Linked DNA regions of Homo sapiens: region 2 is linked to region 1. A link is an interaction called in ENCODE POLR2A ChIA-PET data of the cell type or tissue named here. Cell type or tissue: PC-3. All regions are shown on one strand. Links, peaks and the distances in the headings refer to the core of each region. The heading gives the core; the rest is flanking DNA.

Evidence for each region. Peaks named below come from ENCODE experiments on the same cell type or tissue, not always from the same donor. Only the 100,000 strongest peaks of a DNase experiment are listed, where the experiment ranks them.
Region 2: POLR2A ChIA-PET joins it to region 1 with 6 read pairs; 2 of 35 experiments call an interaction of 5 or more read pairs at or near these places.

Annotation. Positions count from the first base shown.
Region 1 is chr5:128,202,762-128,211,565 of GRCh38, reverse strand. No RefSeq gene overlaps it. Among named protein-coding and RNA genes, the nearest start is that of SLC12A2, 120 kb to the right of the region's middle. In PC-3, for the core only: no CTCF peak of the experiment used is centred there; no DNase peak of the experiment used is centred there.
Region 2 is chr5:127,817,552-127,826,355 of GRCh38, reverse strand. All of the region lies in intron 5 of CCDC192 (coiled-coil domain containing 192), which reads right to left. Among named protein-coding and RNA genes, the nearest start is that of CCDC192, 120 kb to the right of the region's middle. In PC-3, for the core only: no CTCF peak of the experiment used is centred there; a DNase peak (open chromatin) is centred at 5,205; H3K27ac peaks cover 473 bases.

The sequences.
Region 1 (8,804 bases), core at 3,148-5,647:
TTCAAGTGTACAACACAGTATTGTTATAGTCACTATGCTGTACATTAGATCCCCAGAACTTAAAACTGAAAGTTTGTACCCTTTAACCATTATTTCCCCATCTCCCCCACCCCCCAGCCCCTGGCAACCACTATTCTATGATCCATTTCTATGAGTTTAGCTTTTTTTAGATTCTGCATATAAGTGAAATCATACAGTATTTGCCTTTCTTTGTCTTACTTAATTCACTTAGCCTAACACCCTCAGGTTCATCCATGTTGTCGCAAATGGCAGGATTTGCTTCCTTTTTAAGGTGAAATAATATTTCATTGTATATACATATACAACACAATTTCTTTATCCATTCATTGTCAATGGACACTTAGGTCTTTTTCATATCTTGGCTATTAGCTGCAATGAACATGAGAGTGCAGATATCTCTTGGAAATACTGATTTCATTTCCTCTATCATACATGCTATTAAATGCATGCAAATCTTAAGTTATTTTATCTCTCCCTTAAACCTTTTATCATTCAAGAGCAACTTTATTTTTAAGTAATGCTTTATGCCTGAAAGTTTCTTTTGTCTGATATTAATATAGACCACACCAGTCTTCTTTTCTTTATACTTTTATCAGGTATACTCTTTCATCATTTTAATCTCAACTATTTATCATTAATATTATTTAGATGTATCTAAATATAATCATTTTATGTATTTTTATTATATATATAATTATATATATTTATATATAATTATATATTTTATATATTAAAATATATATAATTTTATAAATATATAAATTTATATAAATAAATCTATATAATAAAATAATATAAATATTATTTAGATGTATCTAAATTATGTTATTTAGATGTATAATATATAGATTTAATATATAAATAATATAAATATATTTATATTATTTAGATGTATCTAAATATTTATATTTAGATGTATTCATATTCATATTATCTAGATTTATCTCTTGTTAAACAACATATGGTTGGGTTTTTTTTTGTTTTTCTAAACAAGCATTCTTTTTTCTTTTAACTGGAGGATATGACCCATATGGCTTTAGTGTAATTACAATTTTGTATTTTGTTTGTTCCTTCCATATTTCCTTTTTGGAGATTGCTTGAGAATTTTTTACCTTTTTCCTTCTCTTAATTTGGAAGATATCCTTTTTTTCCTCCCCCTAGAGACAGGTTTCACTCTGTTGCCCAAGATGGAGTACAGTGGCTCAATCATAGCTCACTACAGCCTTGATCTCCTAGGCTCAAGAAATCCCCCTGCCTTAGCCTCCTCAGTAGCTAGAACTATAGGCACAAGCCACCATGCCTGGCTCAATTTTTTTTCTTTCTTTCCTTTTTTTTTTTTTAACTTTCTCGTAGAGATAGGGTCTTGTTATATTGCCCAGGCTGGCCTTGAATTCCTGGCCTCAAGTGATCCTCCCACCTCAGCCTCCTAAGTAGCTGGGATTACAGGCATGAGCCATCATGCCCAGTCAAATTTATATTTTAGTCATTGATTTAATTCTTACTTTCTAAAAAATCCACATAAGAAATTATTGCTAGTTAGGGTCAATACTTAGTAAGTTTTACCCATATATTAGCCATTTTCTTTTTTCTTTATTTATTGTTATATCTAAGCCATTCTTTCTGAATTTAATGTATTTCTATTCTCAAGAACAACCTTTAGGATTTTCTTTTTTGAGGATTGCTGGTGAAGAACTCAATTGTTTTTGAGCATGCCATGAACTTTAATCTCCTGTTCTATGTGCCCTTTGAGGTTCAGAAAAAATTCCAGGAGCAAAGATTATTGGATAAAAACACTTTTGTTTACAGGGCCACCATTTACATTGCGGAGTTGCGCTCCCTGAAATACTGTCAGTAGACATTCATTAGTATTGTCATATCACTTCCTAAGCTGTTGTAGAAATAAGTCAGATTCACTACAAACACATTAGTATATATTATCATGTTATGATGTTTCTTTAGTTGTAAGTGGCACCTCAAATTTGCTTTAATTTGTATGTTTTTGAATTTGTGTTTGTGAACATTTTTTTCCTGGATGCTTTCATTTGCTTTCTTGTATAAATACATTTGTAATTTTTTGAGGGATTTTATTGACTCAGCCTTTGGTAATCTCTCAAGAAACTGGCCACTATTACCTGGGATAGACATTTCCCAAAGGCCAAATAAACTTTTATAGAAACCGGGTCTCCCTATATTGCCCGGGCTGGTTTTGAACTCCTGGGCTCAAGCAATCCTCCCACCCTGGCCTCCCAAAATGCTGGGATTACAGGTGTAAGCCACTGCACCTGGTCCCAAATAAACTCTTAATCAGTACTCAGGGCTTCAGCTAGAAGAGGCAAGAAATAATTTTTTCCTCATCTTTAAAGCAAAACCAGGTAGACACATAAATGGAAAAGCAACCACAAAACTACCCTTCGTTGTCAGTATCGTTGTGGTAAACAGACCCATGAGCATAGCAAAGTTGATTACAGATTCATTTTAACACAATTCATTAAGAATCAGTGATGTGTAAGGAACTGTTCCAAGGCAATAGGGAGGAAAGGAGCTTATTCTCTTGGGTATGTGGCAGGAGGAAGGGGAAAAATTACCTGAAATAAGAACAGAGCTGTTTTCTAGCTCTTCATTCAGCTCCATGGGATACAAGAAAGGGAAAGGGGAAGAATAGAGCATAAGACCAACTCTTTGCTCTAACCAAGCTGGCTGCCTCTCCTGGCTGGAGAAGGAGAGAATTCCCTACTGGTGGCAGGTGGGGTCTAAGTTGTTCTGAGCCTTTGTTCTGGTCAAGTTGTACTGGAGAGCAGTAGGGCTGTCCTCCACAGAACTCTTGATGGGAGCAGACTAGGAAAGCACTTCAGCTTGGTGGGCCTTGCTGGAAGCTTTTTACCCACTCAGTTGGGTGTCACTGTGACATTGGACAGTGATAGTATGGAGTGTGTACTATATTTGTCAGCTTTTGGACTGAGCATGGGTATCTTTCTTACCTCAGCCTCCTGTTCTGAACTCCAGGCCTCTGCATGTAGTAGACAGTCTATCTCAATACTGCAGATCATTGTCTTCTGAATGCCAGCTTAACTTTCAACTTGGGTTTAATATTTTTATCTATGCCCTCTCTGCCATCATCTTAGGTTTATAGAGGTGAATATATGTGCACATGTTTCTAAATACAAAAACTTCTTTATAATCTTTTTTTGCAGTTTAAAAAATGTATTTTTATTGGTACATAGTAATTTTACATATTCATGGGGTAGATATGATATTTCAATATATGCATACAATGTGTAATGATCAAATCAGGGTATTTAGAATATGACATCCAACATGTATCATTTCTTTGTGTTATAATCTTCATATGCAATAATCAATAATCATAAACAGGATTTCTAGTTCTCAAACGGGCATGGAATCATTACAAAATGTTATTAGTTGTAATAGGTGAGGCTTCTAATGAATGAGGAATTTCCTAATCTCTCTCAACCACAGATTATTATGAAATGGAGTACAGGCTTCCACCTCCATCACTGACACTCCTTCTTTTGGTGAACCACAAGAAGATTGGCATTCTGGTTGTGAGCCCTGCCCATCACAGGAGATCTGGCAACCAAAAAACAGGTACTATTGGTACTGCCTACTGTCTCCCATCACTATCTGCTATAAGTAAGAACTAAAAGAAAACACATTTATTTTTTAAATGGAGCAATTTCAGTTTGATTGAATTAAGAGCTAGATGGAGAGTTTTGGATCCATTCTTCCTTTTCGTGTTGACAGACACTGTTAATACATACAATGATATTTATCATAGTCCTACTGAAGCATGAAAATATGGTTGAAACAGTTTTTAAACTAAAAAATGATGACCTACAGCAGAGTGCAATTACAAAGAAAGTTTTCAATATTCGGGCCAAGTAATGGCCTTCCCTCCTTGGCCTTAATTCCCATGTTTAGAAATATACCAAGTGCAGTACACACTGTACTAAATTGCCTTTGACTCAACGTTCATTATAATTATGTTAAGTAAAAGAGTTGCAGAGCCAATTGGGCTTCTTAGCTCTCAGCCTTGTAGTTTATAAAGTTTGTAAAGTCCCTAAAATAGTATACATTATCTACCACAAATACTTATTTTGGGACAGGGGAGAGTGAGGTTTTATTTTCCATGCTCTTTAGAATGAAGCCTTAAAAAAAAGTTTCTCCAGTTGATAAGTATTCATTTTTCCTTAGGGTGAGCACTAGAATTTAATTCCTTGATCTTCTACCTCAGTCATGACTCATTTTCTGAGACTCTGCTTCTCTATCAAGCTTGTCCAACCCATGGCCCATGGGCTGCATGTGGCCTAGAATGGCTTTGAATGCGGCCGAACACAAATTTGTAAACTTTCTTAAAATGAGTTTTTTTGTAATTTTTTTAAGCTCATCAGCCATTGTTAGTGTTTTATGTGTAGCCTAAGACAATTCTTCTTCCAATGTGGCCCAGGGAAACCAAAAGATTGAACACCTCTGCTCTATATTGTTGTTTGAGGCAATGCTTCCCTTCTCCACCCTTGCTTCCTGGCAGACCCATCAGAAAAGTATCTCTCGCTAGGTACAGAGGCTTGTAACTATAATCCTAGCACTTTGGGAGGCCAAAGCAGGAGGATCACTTGATGCCAGGAGTTTGAGATCAGCCTGAGCAACACAGCAAGATCACGTCTCTATAAAAAATTTTAAAAATTAGCTGGGCATGGTGGCTTGTGCCTGTAGTCCTAGCTACTTGGGAGGCTTAGGTGGCAGGATCACTTGGGCCCAGGAGTTTGAGGCTGCAGTGAGCTCAGACTGCACCACTGCATTCCAGCCTGGACAACAGAGCAAGATTCTGTCTCTTAAAAAGAGGAAGAGTGGCAACAACGTACCTCTCTTGGGCTCTGTGAGCCCTTCAGGAAGGCTTTGGTATGGGGGTCAGAAGATGGGGGTTAAGGCTACATGAAAGGCTTTGGTACAGGGGTCAGAAGACCACGGTTATGGCTTGCTAAGAACCACTTACTAAGCTGAGGGTTAGGTGAGTCATTTAGCTTCTCTCAAGCCTCAATTTCCTCATCTTTAAAATACAGATAAAAATACTGCTTTGCACATCTCCCAAAGTAAGTGGGGATCAAATAAAGTCATGTGAAAGCTCTTTATAAACACTGTCATATATATTTCTACATCCCAGATTTTTGGGGATTCCAGTTATGGCACAGTCTAGTATTGGTTAGCATTTGATATGGTTTGGTTCTGTGTCCCCACCCAAATATTATATTGAATTGTTCTCCCATGATTCCCACATGTTGTGGAAGGGACCTAGTGGGAGATAATTGAATCATGGGGATAGTTCCCCCATACTGTTCTTGTGTGAGTGAATAAGTCAGGAGATCTGATGGCTTTATAAGGGGTTTCTGTTTTCACTTTTTTCTCATTCTCTTGCTGCCACCACGTAAGAAGTGCCTTTCGTCTTCCGCCATGATTGTGAGGCCTTCCTCACAATCCATGTGCAACTGTGAGTCCATTAAACCTATTTTTCTTCCCAGTCTCAGATATGTCTTCATCAGCAGCGTGAAAACGGACTAATACAGCATTTTTTCAGTTCCAAATACCAAAAACACAATTCAAGCAGAATTAAGGTAAACAAATATAGATGGGCTCAAAATACAAAAATTGTATTTCTACACACTTGGAATGATCTATTCAAAAATAATATTAAGAAAACAATTCCATTCACAATAGCTTCAACAAGAATAATATACCTAGGAATAAATTTAACAAAAAAGAATGCCAAACATACTTTGAAAGCCACAACATGTTGTTGAAACAAACTCAAGAGAATCTAAATAAATTGAAAGACATCCATGTTCATGGATCAGAAAACTTAACATTAAGATAGCAGAACTCCCCAAATTGATCTACAGATGTAACATAATCTCTATCAGAATCCCATGTGACTTCTTTGTAGAAACTGACATGCTGACTTCAAAATTCATACAAAATTGCAAGTCAACCAGAATAACCAACACAATCTTGAAAATATAAGCAAAGTGCATGCACTCACATTTTCTGACTTCAAAGCTTACAATAAAGCAACAGTAATCAAGACACTGTGGTACTGGCACAAGGATCAGTGGAACGGAACTAAGAGTTCAGAAATACATCCTTGTGTTTGTGGTCGACTCATTTTCATTTTCAATAAAGATGTCAAGGCCATTCAATAGGGAAAGGAGAGTGTTTTCAACACATGGTGCTGGGACAGCTGGATAGCCACAAGCAAAAGAATGAAGCTCAACTCTTATCTCATGCCATATACAAAAATTAATTTAAAATGAATTAAATACCTAAATATAGAAGCTAAAGCTACAAAACTATTAGAAGAAAACCTAAGGACAAATCTTCATGGCCTTAGATTTGGCAATAAATTCTTGCATTTAACATAAAAAGCACAAGCAAAACAAAGGAAAAGTTCTGATAAGAAATTTGTATATAGAATGTATAAAGTAAAATGGGCAAAGGATCTGAATAAACCTTTCCCCAAGGAAGATACAGAATGGTCAATAAACATATGGAAAGATGCTTGACATCATTATTCATCAGGGAAATGCAAATCAAAACCACAGTGAGATACCACCACATCTACTAGGATGGCTAGAATGAATAAAGTTGGATATTAATAAGTATTGGCAGGGATATTGAGAAATCAGAGCCCCTCATACAGTGTGGGTGGGAATGTAAATAATGTAGCCACTTTGGAATAAGGCCTGGCAATTCCTCAAAAATTAAACATGGTCATATGAGTCAGTGATTTCGTTCTTAAGGTGGAATTCTAGTCAAGAGAAGTTCCATTCAAATCCACTCATGAAAAATAAAAACATATCTACATAAATGAACACAAAATATTCCTAATAGACAAAAGGTGGAAACATCCAAACATTCAACTGATGAATGGATTAACAAAATGTCATATATCCATAGGACAGAATATTATTCAGCCATAGAAATGAAGTACTGACATACACCATAACATGGATGAAACTTGGAAATATTATGCTAAGTAAAAGAAGCCGGACACACAAGCCATATTATTCTGTTTATATGAAGTATACAGAATAGGCAAATGTTAAACAAAGTAGATTTGTGATTGCTTAGGGCTGGGAAGGATGGGAACATAGGGGAGTAAACAGAAGAAATGGGGGCTCTTTCTGAGGTGAGAGAAATATTCTAATATGACTCTGGTGATAGTTGCACCTGTGTATATATCTGTGAATATATAAAAATCCATTGAATTATACACTTTAAGAGGGGAAGTTGTATATGAACGATATATCAAAGCTGGTTAAAACGTATTGGCTTGGATCATGAACAGTCCAGGGGTCCACACCCCTTGTCACTCCCACTCTCAGCTCTTCTTGCCTCTGTTGGCTTTCTCACTTGGTGGCAGAGATGATGACTAGTAGCCCCCAGCTGACCTTTTACCACTGTGTTAGTTCAAGCTGCCATAGTAAGATACCATTAGAGTGAGTGGCTTAAATCACAGAAATGTATTTCTCACAGTTCCAGCAGCTGAGAAGTCTAAGATCAAGGTGCCAGCAAGGTTTGGTTCCTGTGAGGACTCTTCCTGATTTGCACCTGGCCACCCGCTGTGTTTTCTGTCCACAGTGCATGCCTTTCCTCAGTGCAAGCATGTGGAGAGGGAGCAACCTCTGGTTTCTCTTCCTCTTCTATGTACTCTCATCCTGTGGGATCTAGGCCCTATCCTTATTACCTTACTTTAATTACTTCTGTAAAAGCCCCATGTCTAAATATAGTCACATTGGGGATTAGGGCTTCAACAGATGAATACTAGGGGGTGGAGGGGGTATACGAATCTTCAGTCCATAAAAGCCACACTAGCAAATGCAGTCAAAAGCACACTTCCATACCAAAGGGGCTAGAAGCTAAAACTATAAGCACACTTCTCTCCCAAAGGGGCTAGAAGCTGCAGCTGCCTGCTCTTAGCCCAACTTAGAGCAGGATTTTGTTTACGGACCAATCACTTTGACAACCCAGGCCAGAGTCATATAAACACCATCAAAGCCTGAGTGGATCAGCCCCACCCTAGCCAGAGAGAAAGTGCCTCATCCCAAAGGGAAATGTTGAGTCTCATCAAAGAAAAGGGGCAAGATGAGGCCAAACAGTAAATAGCCCACAATGCAAGGTCCACAGTCAAGGAACCTGCATCCCAGGCTTAGATGGGGCAGAGACTGCCTGTGTGTCCAATGGCTAGTCACCAAACTCTATACCCCTGTGCATTAGTCCGTTTTCACGCTGCTATGAAGAAATGGGTAATTTATAAAGAGACTGGATAACTTCTAAAGAAAACAGGTTTTATTGACTCACTGCTCCACATTGATGGGGAGGCCTCAGAAAACTTACAATCATGGCAGAAGGGGAAGCAGGCACATCTTACATGGTGGCAGGAGAGAAAGTGTGAGCGTGTGAGGGAGGCACTGTCAAACACTTACAAAGCCATCAGATCTCGTGAGAACTCACTATCACCAGAACAGCATGGGGGAAACTGCCCCCATGATCCAGTCACCTTCCATCAGGTCACTTTCCTATATATGGGGGGATTATGGGGATTGCAATTCAAGATGAGATTTGAGTGGGGACGCAAAGCCAAACCATATCACCCTGGTACCCCCAGATTACAGCACTGGGAAGATGAGAGGAGAAACATATGTGACAGCACTCAAGAACCAGAACTCAGAACTCAGGGGCTAGAAGGGAACTTTAGGATCCCCACCTCCCTC
Region 2 (8,804 bases), core at 4,150-6,649, 390 kb after region 1:
GGCCGAATGAATTTACATTTTCACTAACAGAGTATAAGTTTTCCTTTTCCTTTGCAGCCTCGCCAGCATCTGTTGTTTCTTTGACTTTTTAACCATAGCCATCCTGACTCGTGTGAGATGGTATCTCACTGTGGTTTTAATTTGCATTTCTCTGATATTAGTGATGTGGAACATTTTTTATGGTTCTAATCCATCTCTCTGATTCATTCCACCTTTCCAATTGAAAAAGAACCCAGTGACAACTTAGAAGAAAAAAATAAACAATTTGCAGTTTGAGCTTATACTATTAATGCTAATACTCATCAACCAAATATCCAAATAATGTTTAACCTAATGACCCTCAATAAATGGCCAAATAAATCTCAACAAATTAAATCAAAAATGATAAAGCTAAAGTAACATTCATTTATAATTTAAACCCAAAAAATGCAACAATTAAAAACCAAAAATCAACTACTTGTTCATGTTCATAGAAGTAGCTTGCTAGTACTGCCAAGCATTGCATTAAATATGGAATATCTTCTTACGGAATATCTTCTTCCTTAAATTTTAACAATGTGGCTAAGTTTAGTTGATGAGCCTCAAATATTAATAATCTACAATCATTCATCTTCTATTTAACTAGTAAAAATCTTTGGCCCTCCATAAAGTGAATGTATATAGATTGTATATAAAATGTACATCATTGGCTATAAATAAAAGGAAGAATGTATATGTTTGGAGCAGTTAGAGACCTGTCAGGAGGAACCTCCCAGAAGCACCTAGGGGTGTGGACCTTTCTGGAAAACCCAAGTGTCATGTCCAGGAGACAGCTTCAGCCACTCATGCCATGAATGGAGGGATATAAACCTCTAAGAACTGGAGAAATTCCTGATGGAGCAGAGTGGGCTGTCCTTGAAGTACTGGGATGCTGCTGAGAGGTTCCAGTCTTGCATCAACTTTGAACAAAATGGTCTCTAAGGCTCCTGCTGACCTGAAAGTCACCATTTATGACTGATGAGGAGATATTTCTACTCAGAGTTTTAGCTCTAAGTCATATTTCAAAAGTTGTACTCTTGATGATCTAAGACAGATACCACTAATACAACTTGTTAGCTTCTAGACTGTTTCTCTGAACTGTTACTCTATGCCATTGTGGATGATGTGCTTTTATATTAATGTGTTTTAATAGATTAGAAAATAAGTAAATGCTATTCTCAAACCTTTTCTAAGTGATTATCCATTCTTAGTCAATACTCCTTAAAACTCTTCAAGAAAACACTTGATGAAGATACCTTAGTTTTTTGTTTTCTAAGAGTATCAAAATCTGGTCAAAATGTTTGACAGCGCTATTGTGGCATTCCAGTTTAGGTATCCAGATTATCTTAAAGATGAAGTTTGTGTGCTTGAACAACTACCAACCTAGTCTTCTCCCATATTAAAAACTTTTAATCCCTTTCATTGCTTCTCTCGAAACAACCATGTTTGGATTCAAGTATTTGTCACCATTTATCTTAGCACAGGAGGTGAAAAATAGGCTACTTCCTAAGGAGCTCTGTGACTTCCTGAATATTCTCTTTTCTAAGACAGAGTGACCCTCAGGAGCCTGAGGAGAGAAGGCAAGGCACGCTGAGGTGATCCTACATCCTACACAGCCCACAGGGCTCCCATGCTCCAGCAATCACAATGGATTTTTAAACAGAGATTCTGACTTCTTCTTGATCTATGAGGCAATTTCTAAATTTAATGATATCCAAAATCTTCCCAGCTGTATCTCTATCCTTGGGTCTGTGAAATTCCATGCAAAAAGTGCTCAGAAAGCACTCCATTCAGTGAAAGATTTGGGGAGTTTTGGAAATACTCAAACAAAATCTGTTTAATTTATATAAACCCCCAGTGAGAAAAGCATTAAGAATGGAAGTTTAGAAATAAAATTTTTCCACATTATTTCACAGGTTCTGTTTCCTTACTGAATGTTGCCTGTTGCTTTTATAAATAATATTGCTTCCAGCTGGCACGCTTAAACAGGATCCATTCAAATGGATTTCATGGGACATTGAGCAATTCCGGTACCTTTCTCAATCAAAACTAAAGGTTACATTATTCTCACTATCCTTTTTCTTTCCTTTCTAACAGCTAAGAAAGAAGTTGTTGATATTATTGTTAGTGTCTCAAGGAAACCCTAGCACAGCTGCTAATTGTTTTCTTAAGGGAAGCACATCTTTTAACCTTCATCCTGTCCTTGAAGATAGGCTCCTTTAGGCCTAATATTTCCCTAAGGGCAAGCAGTAGTAATAGAAGTTTTTGGCCTTTCATTAGTTTGCTCTCATTTCTTCCCTGAGTGTGCTTCATGGTTAGAAACCTTGCTATTGGGTGGAGGTGCACACACAGCTGATGTGGCCTCTGGTTGGCCTGTTGTGCTAGGTGACATGAGGACTGCACATTTTGGAAAAGCCCATGATTTCCATCAGCAAAGAAAAAATTGGTCAGTTGGCAACTAAAGGTCCAATTAATAATGATTCTTTTGTGTAGGCACAGTTGGAACAGAAAGCCTTTCACCAATTTTAATAACACTTCTGAAACACGATTGTAGAGAGGCACTAAGGAAAATCCTTTGACCTCTTTGAGGCCTACAAGAAGGACTCTCAGGGTGACCCTAGGGTGACTCTGGAGGTCAGAGAGGGAATGAAGCTTTGAGGACAGCTCTTTCCAATGAGAACAGTCCCACCTGTTAAATGGTTTTTTAGATATAAGGCAGAAACTCCAACAAGGCTTGAAAATAGAAATTTATTGGCTGGCACAGGGGAAAGCTGGCCTAGTAGAGTTTAGCCACCTTTAATTCATAGGTGGAGAAAGGGTAGTTCATTAATAAAATAGTCTTCAGTGTGGGAAATTGAATAAGTAAAATCAGTGGTGAGAGAAGAATATGTTAAGAATCTATTAAAATGTGACACCCACTCATGTGGCATAATGGAGACTTCTGGATGATCTCAAGGGCAAATAGATCAACCTGGCACTCAACAATCAAAAGCAGAGGGATTCTCTCTGACCCAAGACCTGGGCAGATGGTAGAGGAAAGAGGCGAGTTGTAAACAGCTCCAGGCTCTGTCAACATCACCTGTACCCACAGATTTGAAAAGACAGACTTGACCCGTACAAAGTGTGGGAGAGACACCTGTACAATGAGATTACTGTCGCTGCACTATTGCTGTCAGCAAGTACTCAGAGGAGAAGCACAAATCAATAAAACCCCATGAGAGATGCTTTTGGGGAGTAGCAGGTTTGCCTGGGCTGACCTCTTGCGATGCAGAGCTGATAGGCAGGGTTATCTTCATCAGAGAGTAATGTGGTGTTTTTGTGGATTTGGGGCGTTTCTTGAGGAGCGTTGAGAGGGCCCTGGTTCTTTCTCTCCCTGGAAACCTTGTCTTAAGACCTGGAACCACAAGAAGATATCCAGCCTACAAGGCAGACATGGTCTAACCCTGAAGCTAGGTGTCACTCACTGGGCCTCAGGGGCCTGAGGACTTGGGCAGAGCCTCCAACCCTGCAGCAACAGCACTTCACGCTTGAGGGCCATTTTATCCGTTATCCTTTGGAAATCATAGACTGCAGAGACCTGTGCCCTGAAATCTTTCCTAGGACCCCTAAAGGAATGATCTTTGTCCTTCCTGGAGCCTCTGAGGGAGCGTCCTTCCACAGTTGCTCCTAGAGCTCTCTTCCTGACTCCCTGAACATCACTGCTCTGACATCCACTCACCAGTGAGGACTTCCTGACCACATCATGGCAAAGAATTGCACACCCTCTCCCAGAACCCCTCTCCCTTTTCATAGTCTGTTTTTCTTTTTCTTTTTAGCCATTTAACCATCTGATATTTCATATATTTACAAGTTTATTTGCTTATTGTCTTTTTTTTAACCCCACTAGGACATAAGTTCTTTGAGGATAGAGATTTAGTCTATTTTGCTTACTGCTATGTCCTGCCATAGGCATCCTGTAAATATTTTAGAAAGGAATGAATGAGGTTTTAAGCAATGCTGTTAACTGTTTCTAATCTCTCTGTTTCCTAAGACCCATGGGCAGATTGAACCCCAAAAGGGATGAGAAATAGAAAAGGCTTTCTTCAGAGGACACAGCCTGAAAGCAGCCATGGTCCTGAGCCTCAGCAGTGTATGAAGGGACAATGTGAAAGGCCCTTCGCTCTGAGAAGGGCAAACAGTTTTCAGTGTTTTCTGATTACGTGTCTAAGGCAGGGACCTACCAAGCCCAGAATGTTGTCCCTGGAGTTGCAGTGGCAAGTTCCTGTTTCTTAGGCAAAAAGCATGAAGACAACTAATTAAAAGTAGCGGAGGAAAATGCCAGAGTTCAGTAGTTACTAACCTGTGTTTACATTTTAATTTCTTTAAATCTTCCCTTTATTGTCCCTTGATTTAACTTTTTTAGCCAATAGAGCTTGTGAGATATTTACAGTTAACTTCATAATTCAGTTGTGTGGGAAGATTCATAGTTGGCTGGATGTTATGTTAGCCCTTCTGTTGCACACTTTCTGGGTACCACCTTCTATCTCAGGGTCTTTATGGCAGTTATAGTTATGCTGCCATGGAAGAAATAGTCACCTACTAGGAAAGGGTCTTCAAACATCATTGGGTCTAAGGACCACCTGAGGAGGTACTTGATCTCCCAGGTTCCCTTTTTTTCTATAACTCTGAATTCCAGAGGCCAGGGACAATAGGTTCTGAGCTGGGCTTTAAGACTTCCTGCAGGATGCCTGGGCAAACTCTTAGCTTCAACATTGGTAAAATGGAGACAAGCGCATAAAGTTCACAAAAGCTTAGTTGCCAGATTGGGAGCTACATTAAAGATCCCTAAAGTATTTAAAAGGGACTCATGGGATCCTTAGAAAGTTGAATTCTCCAGTCTCTTGTCAACTTTGGATCAAGGCAGAGGTCTGGGATGACTTTTTGGATTTCCTGAAAAAGAGGCTGTCCCCTAGATGAGTTTCTCCACCAACAACAGGATACTTTATATAAATCATAGCACCTTCTATTGTTGACAACATAACCTCTGTCAGTGGCAGCCTGAAGCCAGCTCATTTAGATTTGTGAAAGCCAGTTGTTAAAATTTCAGGAAATGTGAACTGGTTGATCTAACATCAGTAGCTCAAAAAAGGCCATGTCGAAAGGATGCATTTAAACCACAGAAATAGGCAAACACTATAAATCATCCACCTTCCACCAAAGCTGGTTGTTAAACATTTACCAGCACACCACTAGCTGTTAGTCATCACTCAATGTTACTATGAATTCTGCCTGCCTGAGCTTCCAGTGTGTGTGTATATGTGTGTGTGTACATGTAGTGTGTGGATACTATAGGGATGGGAGGAAAAAATGATGTTTGAAAAGGACTAGCTAGATGGAGACCAGAGAGCATGGGAAGATGGAAAGTGAGATCTCGAACTTAATGAGACATTTTTATATTAAAATATATTTAGATTAAATTAATCCTTGGTAGACATTTCACTAGTTTACGATTATATCATTTAAAGTCATGTTGTAAGTATGTCTGACAAACTGATAAAGGAAACAGATGATACATATATTTGAAAAGTAATACATAGAGAAGATCACATTTTTGTAAAAACAAACAAAAAATCAACTTAAAAAAAATAACATGTATATATGTGTTTTTCTATGTTATAGAGTGTAGAAAGTATGTATCGTTAACATAGGGAGTGAGAAAGTAGGAAGGAGAAGGAAGACATTTTAAAATTTATTTATTTTAGATACATATATTTTTTGAGATGGAGTCTCACTCTGTCGCCCAGGCTGGAGTGCAGTGGTGTGATTTCAGCTCTCCTCAACCTCTGCATCATGGGTTCAAGCGATTCTCCTGCCTCAGCCTTCCTGAGTAGCTGGGATTACAGGCATGTGCCACCATGCCCAGTTCATTTTGTATTTTTAGTAGAGGCGAGGTTTCTCCATGTTGGTTAGGCTGGTCGTGAACTCCTGACCCCAGGTGATCCACCCGCCTCGGCCTCCCAAAGTGCTGGGATTACAGGCGTGAGCCACCACACCCAGCCGACATTTTAAAATTTATATGCCTTTATATTATTGACCTTCTGGCCAAATATTCATTGGCTATATTTTGTGGTTGCAGAGCAAAGGCTGAGTAAAATTGTTTTAAAGAATAACCTATTTAGAAATGTAATAAGAATGAAATGTCATAGATGTACAGAAAAAGTTCTAAGGGAAATTATCTTTGTTCAGTCTCACACACATAATTCACAGCATTATCTGCTCAAAATAAGAACATTTAAAATAACACAATCAGTAAGAGTATGAAGATGAAATGCTAAGGTTAAGTTTCAATATTAGAGATGTACGTGTGTGAGAGAGTGTGTGTGCGTGTGTGCTTTAAAATACTTTGTGAAAACAAACAAGGATAAAGATAATCCCTGAGAATGGAAACTAAGGCTGCCTGTGCAAGTGCAAGCACCTTATAGACCATGGACTATTCATTTGTGCAGAGGAGCAGGAGTCTAAACCTCCTTCTGCCTAAAGTATGACAAAGATGATTCTCTAACCTTGGACCTGCTATTGAATCTCCCTGTAAATTGTTTTATAGGGATCGTGGTGGTGGTCTAAAGAAAGAGCAAACTTCTTCATGAAAGGATTTCAGAATCTATGGTGCAATCTATAAAATAGATTCATTTTAGAAGTAAAGACATCTAAAAAGAAACAACCATCAGAGGGTTTGGCTCCCATGCTATCTTTCACTGTGGCATTAAATGTTTGCTAAGATGTAAACTTCTTTCATTTTAGGTCTTTAAAGTCACATGATGGAAGTGACCACCCAGACTCAAAAAAGATAACATATATTATCACATCACTGACTCCACCCTGCCAGATAAAGGCAACCTCCCTACAATCTCAAATATTCCTGTGGAAATAACATGGTTATTTACCCTACCTGAGAACCGCCTGTATTTGTATGGCAATCTGACTGGGGAGAGAGTAAGAATACAGAGTCAGGAACCTAGAGCAGAGTCTGTTGACATAATTATGTGGTGCCTACCCAAGCCCTGAAGTTCTTTTGGGGATAAGAAAGAAGCAGGCATCTCTTGAGGGAAAGTCGTTGTTAGCGCGCTTCCTAGTAGTTGCCTTAGCGTGTACCCTCCTTGCTTTCAATGGTGGCTTAATTTAGGGACAGTAGGGGGTCTTTATCTGGAGCCATGGGTTTCAGGGACTTCCGGAAAAGTGACATTGAAATGGATATGGGTAGACATGTATGAAACAGTTTACAAATAATGAAAGCTAGGATCCCTTTCAACAGTTAATAATCTCACAGGAAGAGCCCAGCACTGCTAGGTTTTCTTTTTCTACTATGAATCCATTATGTGGGGTATTAAGGAGTTGTTGCCTTTCCTCAAATGAAACAAAGCAAGAAGATGTCATGACCTGAAAGTCCCAGCATTGCCAACTCAAGTTGGTTTCTGAGGAAACTTCCAATGGCTGTAGCCAGCTATAAAATATGTGACATGCCTTTTGGGATTTTCCTTACCAGTCCTTTCCCCTAGCTAACATCCAGGCTCTTTCAACTCTCCTTGCCTTTGTACAGGCTACTTCCTCTGCCTAGATCACTCCCACCCCCATCTTCCCTTGGACAGTTCCTCTCCCTAATTTAATACTCAGCTCAGGTATCACTGGCATACCTGATGGCTTCTTGGAGCAGTCTCCAGCTCCACCCTGGGTTAGGGATGGTTCCTCTGAATTCTCATAGTAATTTTTGACAGCCACGATCATTCCACTTGTCATAATGTGCTATAAGACCTATGTATGGGGTCTCTATGTAATCTCTTCTTGATAGCAGTAATTCCAAACTTTGGTTGCACATTAGAATGACTTGAGGAAATGTTAAAAGTCCCCATGTCTTGTTTGTACTCCAAATCAATAGAATTTTGGATGTCTAGGAGTAGAACCCAGGATTCGTTTTTTAAAAAAAATGTTTCCCAGTTGACTTCAATGGTGGCCAAGGTTGAAAACCTCTGCATTAGATGACAAAGTCCTAGAGACTCAGTCTTTAGTATGTCAACCCAATGCATAAGACTGATGTTAAAATTTTGCTAAATTAATGGATTTATATATTCAAATTCAAGTATTTTAGACTCTTATCAAGTGACATTAAGAGGTAGCAATTTATTTATTCCAGAGTGCAAGCAGGTTATAAGCAAAAAAATATGTAAATATCATGTTGATTAAAAATCACTACGCCCATTGATTTTAGAGCAGTGATTTGGGAAAAAGCTATGCTGGGTTTTTTCATATACTTTATTCTGAAGACTCTTCTGATAGTAATTTGTACTATTTTTACGGATATTTTCTAAAGCAAGGTCATGAACTTTGAAGAATTGTGGATTTGTATGACTACTTCTACAATGTCATAGCTTAGGAGATTTACACATGTAAGGACTAGATGCAATGTTTCTAAAAGCGTGGTTCAGAGATCAGCTGCATCCAAATAAAAATACATGTTTCCAGCCCTCATCCTAGATATGCATTTAGATTCTTTGGGAAATAATTCAAGAATCTGTTTTCATTTTTATTTTTTATTGAGATATAGCAGTCATCCTTTTAAAGTGTACAATTCAGCAATATTAGTATATTCACAAAGTTGTGCAACTATCACTACGGAGTCCAGAACATTTCATAAATACAAAAATAAATTCATATCCATTAGCAGTCACTCCCTCACTCCTTATCCATCTCACCCCCTCAGGCCAATGGCAACCAGTACCTATTCTGGACATTTTCAATCAATGGAATCTTAC